Linked DNA regions of Homo sapiens: region 1 is linked to region 2. Evidence: read pairs that join two places in POLR2A ChIA-PET (ENCODE). Cell type or tissue: endothelial cell of umbilical vein. All regions are shown on one strand. Links, peaks and the distances in the headings refer to the core of each region. The heading gives the core; the rest is flanking DNA.

Region 1 (2,909 bases), core at 160-2,659, 61 kb before region 2:
TATATTTTTGAAAAAGCTCTTTTAAAACATCTTGTTAGATGGGGCACCATGACTCATGCCTGTAATCGCAACACTTTGGGAGGCCAACGCCGGAGGGCTGCTTGAGCTCAGGAGTTCAAGACCAGCCTGGGCAACAAAGCAAGACCTTGTCTCTGCTAAAAATAAGAAAAATTAGCTGGGCGTGACGGTGCGTGCCTGTGGTCCCAGCTACTTGGAGGCTGAGGGTGGGAGGATCGCTTGAGCCCAGGAGATCGAGGTTGGAGTGAGCTATGATAGCGCCACTGCACTCCACAGTGGGCAACAGAGCAAGATTCTGTCTTAAAAAACAAACAGAAAAAAAACGCCACAAAAACACTTCTTGTTAGGATAGATGTGGTGGCTCCTGCCTATAATCACAGCACTTTGGGAGGCCAAGGTTAGAGGATCGTGTGAAGTCAAGAGTTTGAGACCAGTCTGGACAACACAGCAAAACCCCCAACTATACCAAAAACAAAAAACAACCCCAGAACCAAAACTTCTTGTTATTGGTAAAAGTACTGAATTTTTATATGAACATGAAAGTTAAATGCCTGACTGATATGAAAATGGTCTTGTCAAATGCATGAAAAAGGAGCGGTTGTCTTCAGGTGAGATGAGAGTCATAGTTTTGGAGTCTTTCTGTAACGTGCTCTCATTTTAAGAGTTCCACTCAGCTGCTTCCTGTACAACCCTCCACAGAGAAATTCCATATGAAACCTCTGTGAACCGAGGCTGCCGTGTGAATCTCTCCCATCAGGAGAACTCCACTTCTGTGCAGTTTTCCAGCCTGTGCCTGTGGTCTTGCATTCCTGAGACTTTGTTGTGGATAAGAAGAAAAATTCTGTGGCCTTGAAACTGTGTCTGGATGGTTCCTCCATCTATTAGTTTCTCATTACATTAGTGGCTGCCCCGGGATCCAAGATAAACCATTTTCCCATGCCTGGTGAGAGACTGTAGCACAGACGCTTGATGTTTTATTGCCATGTTATTAGAACCAGCCTCCTAATTTGCACTGGAAAATTTGAGAGGGTAAACATATGGGCATATGTCTTCATGTGTGCCAAACTCACACTGTGGGCGCGCATGCGGTACACACACACGTTCCTTTTGTTACCTCTTTGAACTCTGAATGAGATTTTGTGAGTGTGCACCTGGGGTAGACCCCTTAGTATTAGGTACAAACCCCACAGCAGCCCGCCTGGGTTTTCTCCCTCACCTGAGCATCTGAGCCCAGGGAGAATAAGCAGGTAAGTGCCAGCCCCTTCCTGCCGAGGCGTGCAAACTCGCCTGCAACCCCTACTCCATAGCCACACACGCACTCACAGACTTAAGGGTTTGCAGAGCACATTGAGGCTTCCCTCAAAGCGCATTGAGCATCCGCATGGAGAGATCAAGGATGGGAAGGGTGCTGGGAGCAGTCGCTCATGCCTGTTATCCCAGCACTTTGGGAGGTTGAGGTGGGAAGATCACTTGAGCCCAGGAATTAAAGACCAGCCTGGGCAGCATGACAAAACCCATCTATACAAAAAATACAAAAATTAGTCGGGTGTGGCAGTGCATGCCTGTAGTCCTAGCTACTTGGGAGGTTGAGATGGGAGGATCAGTTGAGCCTGGGGAGGTTGAGGCAGCAGTGAGCCATGGTTACACCACTGCACTCCAGCCTGGATGGGTGACAGAGCAAGAACTGGTCTCAAAAAAAAAAAAAAAAAAAAAAGGGAAAGAGCTGCCTTGAGTAATTCCCAAACGGCATTCTCTCCTTCGTTTTTTTAATGTTTTGTTTTGTTTTTAAATGGAGTTTCGCTCTTGTCACCCAGGCTGGAGTGCAATGGTGTGATCTTGGCTCACTGCAACCTCTGCCTCCCAGGTTCAAGTGATTCTCCTGCCTGAGCCTCCCGGGTAGCTGGGATTACAGACATGCACCACCATGCCCAGCTAATACTGTATTTTTAGTGGAGGCGGGGTTTCTCCAGGTTGGTCAGGCTGGTTTCAAACTCCCAACCTCAGGTGATCCGCCTGCATTGGCCTCCCAAAGTGCTGGGATTACAGGTGTGAGCTGCCGTGCCTGGCCTCTCTCCTTCGTCTTTGCACTTTACTCTCCCTCTTCTCCCTTTGACAAGACATATTTCCATGAAGCCCTATTTCTTATGGCTCCTTTCTTCTTTTGTTGTTGTTGAGACAGGGTCTCGCTCTGTCACCCAAGCTGGAGTGCAGTCGTGAGATCTTGGCTCACTGCAGCCTCAGCTTCCCAAGTGGCTGAGACTACAGACATGAGCCACCATGCCTGGATAATTTTTTATTTTTTTTTAGAGATGGAGTCTTGCTATGTTGCCCAGGCTGGTCTTGAACTCTTGGGCTGAAGTTATCCTCCTGCCTCAGCCTCCCAAAGTATTGGGATTATAGGCATGGGCCACCATGCCCAGCTCTCCTATCTTTCTTTGTCATCACCTTTTCTCCCCGGCAGAGCTCCAGCCTCAGGTATCCCTCTTGTGGATGCTCCTGTTTTTCCATGGGTCCATGTTGTGATTATGCTGAGCCAACCACACTATGTCTCCCTCCTCATAACCCAAGGCACAGGCAAGTCTGTAGGACCATCTGGCAGGAGAGAGCCAAGGCCTGGACAAGCAGCCAGCCGTGGGCCCCATCTTGGCTCACTGCAACCTCCCACCTCCTGAGTACAAGTGATTCTCCTGCCTCAGCTTCCCGAGTAGCTGGGACTATAGGCTCTTGCTACCATGCCTGGCTAATTTTTGTATTTTTAGTAGAGATGGGGTTTCGCCATGTTGGCCAGTCTCGTCTTGAACTCCTGACCTCAGGTGATCCACCGGCCTCGGCCTCCCAAAGTACTGGGATTACAGGCCTGAGCCACAACACTCGGCCCCATCATTACTTTA
Region 2 (2,909 bases), core at 285-2,784:
TCACAAGACAGATGTAATTGTAAGATGATTCTTTGCTGTTTGTATCAATATAGGATGCTTTTGACTCTGGTGGATGGTTTTCCTGTTCTTTTGTCTTTAGTTTTTGGTCTTTTTGTGAGTATCTACGTACACTCAATTGTGAGTTCTTGTCATTTTATATTATGTGGTTCATTTACTTATTTAATTTTTCCTGCCAAATATTTTTCCTTTTTAAAAGTATGAGAGAGAAAGACATTTCCTTGGCAGAGATAGGGCCAGAGCAGCAGAGGGAATTGCAGTAAGCATCTGTTTACCTTTCTGATTCCTTCTTTGCAAATTCTTCTCCTATGAGAAAAGAATTTCCTTTAGGCTACAAGCAATGGGGCAGGCTCATGTTGAGTTTGGAGTATGAGTTGTCCGTCAGGAGGCTGGAGAGGCAGACTGGAACAAGAGCTGGTAAGGGCTTGAAAGTGTGGTTAGGATGTCTGGGTTTAACTTGGTCTGCAAGTGGGGAGGTGTTGGAGGGTTGGACTGGCAGAGTAGGGTGTGCATGCTGGAGCTGGGGGTTCCAGCTGGGCTACTGCAGGAGTCCTGGTGATCTGTGCAGAGAGTCCGCACAGGGGGGATAAGAAAGAGGAGAGAGAACCGTCCAGATGAGGCAGCTGGCTGGATATGGGGGCAAAGCATAGGGAGGGGTAAAAAATGACACTGGGCATTCAAGCCTGTGTACCTGTGGTAAGGATGATGCTACTCTACTAATGGAGTTGGGGGAAGATTACATTTGGGTCAAGTCAAGGAGAGTTTGGGTTTGATTCTTCTGATTTCTGAGGTGTCAGCAGGCTCTATGGGAAGTGCCTCGTGAGCAGTTAGAAATCTGGAGCTCAAGAGAGACAGGTCTGGGCTGGGTATGTAGATTCAGATTCATCTCTTAGAGGGGATGACTGAAACCATGAGAAATAATGAAATTGTCAAAGAAGGATGTGCAAAGAGAGGCAAAAAAGACAGGCAAGAGCCTTGTTTTCTGCTTAAATTTTGGAGGTGGAAGAAGAATAGGAGGCAGAGAAGGGGACTCAGAAAGAATTGTCGAAAAAGAGAATTATTAAATAAGTTTTGAGCAGGATGGGAGGTGAGGGAGAGTTTTTAAACTTTAGGCCGGGCGCGGTGGCTCATGCCTGTAATCCCAGCACTTTGGGAGGCCTAAGCAGATGGATCACTTGAGGTCAGGAGTTTGAGACCAGCCTGGCCAACATGGTGAAATCCTGTCTCTACTAAAAATACAAGAATTAGCTGGGCATGGTGGTGGGCACCTGTAGTTGCAGATACTTGGGAGGCTGAGGCAGGAGAATCTCTTGAACCCAGGAGGCGGGGGTTGCAGTGAGCCAAGATGGCACCACTACACTCTAGCCTGGGCCACAGAGCAAGACCCTGTTTCAAAAAACCAAAAAAAAAAAAAAAAAAAAAAAAAAAAACTCCAAACAAACCTTTATGTAATGTACATCAGACCATCAAGACTGGCAAAAATTTTAAAAGGCAACAATACTTGCTGGCAGGGGATCTTCAAGCGTTGCTGGTGGGAATAACCATTCTGGAAAGAGTTCTGGCAGAGTCTATTAAAATTTCAAACACACATAGCCTTTGACCCAGCAGTTCCTCCCCTGGGACTCTCTCCCATAGAAATAAAAGCAGCTGTATGTAATTTGTTTGCACAAGAATATTTATTGCAGCATTGTTTGTAGTGGCAAAGAATTAGAAACTAAGTGGATGCTTTCGACAGAGGAACAGTTGGATAAGATGTCACACGTCCATGCCTTGGATTTCTGCACTTGACCTGGAAGGATTCCCATGAGAAAAGAAAAGGCAAGAACCTTGTATACTATAATCCCATTTTTGTAGAACATAAAAGGATAAAAAAATTATTGTGTAGATGTTAATGGTGCTTGGGAGGAGAGAGATTGGTAGTATGGGAATACTATATTTAAATTTAAATGTAAATGGTATTTACATTTAAATGGTATTTACATTTAAATGGTAAATTTAAATTTAAATGGTATTTACATTTAAATTTAAATGGTATTTACATTTAAATGGTAAATTAAAAAAACCAGACTGCTCGACTGGGCTTGGTGGCTCATGCCTGTAATCCCAGAACTTTAGGAGGCCAAGGCGGGTGGATTGCTTGAGGTCAGGAGTTCAAGACCAGCCTGGCCAACATGGTGAAACCTGTCTCTACTAAAAATACAAAAAAATTAGCCAGGTGTGGTGATGTGTGCCTGTAATCCCAGCTACTCGGGAAGCTGAGGCAGGAGAATCGCTTGAACCTGGGAAGCGGAAGTTGCTGTGAGCCAAGATCATGCCACTGCACTCCAGCCTGGGTGATAGAGCGAGACTCCATCTCAAAATAAAAATCAATAAATAAAAATCAATAAATAAAATAACTTGGGAGGCAGGGATATCACCTGAGCATGAAGGGGCCTTGGAGTGGCTTCGGATACTTGAGTACATTCAAAAAGTTGATCTGATGTAGATGACAGAGAATTAATATGTCAGTAAACAGAGCAGGAACTCACAGGCAGGGCTGTGGGAAAGTTCGAGACTAGAATTCCTAGTTTTCCCTCCTTGCCCACCGCATTCGGTGATATTGAAAGGCAGTCTCCCGAGGAGTCTGGCTGGTCCAGGAGCAGGGATGGAATGATGGGACTTTGGCAGTTTACTTTCTATAGGCTAATAAGGCTTATCCAGGAAAACTGAGGGGCAAGGGGCTTCAGGTTGGTAATGACGTGATTGTGGAAATGAGTGGGGATAAATGGGTTGCAGCTGGTAGAGGGAGACACATTGTCTCAGAAGGACCCCTGTGAAAGGGGCTGGGGAGACCAGGGTAGATGACATGGGGTCTAGGGTCCCTGAGAGCTGAGAGCTTGGGTGGGGCAGCA

What was found. Peaks named below come from ENCODE experiments on the same cell type or tissue, not always from the same donor. Only the 100,000 strongest peaks of a DNase experiment are listed, where the experiment ranks them.
Region 1: POLR2A ChIA-PET joins it to region 2 with 6 read pairs; 2 of 35 experiments call an interaction of 5 or more read pairs at or near these places.

What each region holds. Positions count from the first base shown.
Region 1 is chr6:154,953,682-154,956,590 of GRCh38, forward strand. No RefSeq gene overlaps it. Among named protein-coding and RNA genes, the nearest start is that of TIAM2, 40 kb to the right of the region's middle. In endothelial cell of umbilical vein, for the core only: no CTCF peak of the experiment used is centred there; no DNase peak of the experiment used is centred there.
Region 2 is chr6:155,014,526-155,017,434 of GRCh38, forward strand. All of the region lies in intron 1 of TIAM2 (TIAM Rac1 associated GEF 2), which reads left to right. Among named protein-coding and RNA genes, the nearest start is that of TIAM2, 21 kb to the left of the region's middle. In endothelial cell of umbilical vein, for the core only: no CTCF peak of the experiment used is centred there; DNase peaks (open chromatin) are centred at 306 and 1,656; H3K27ac peaks cover 235 bases.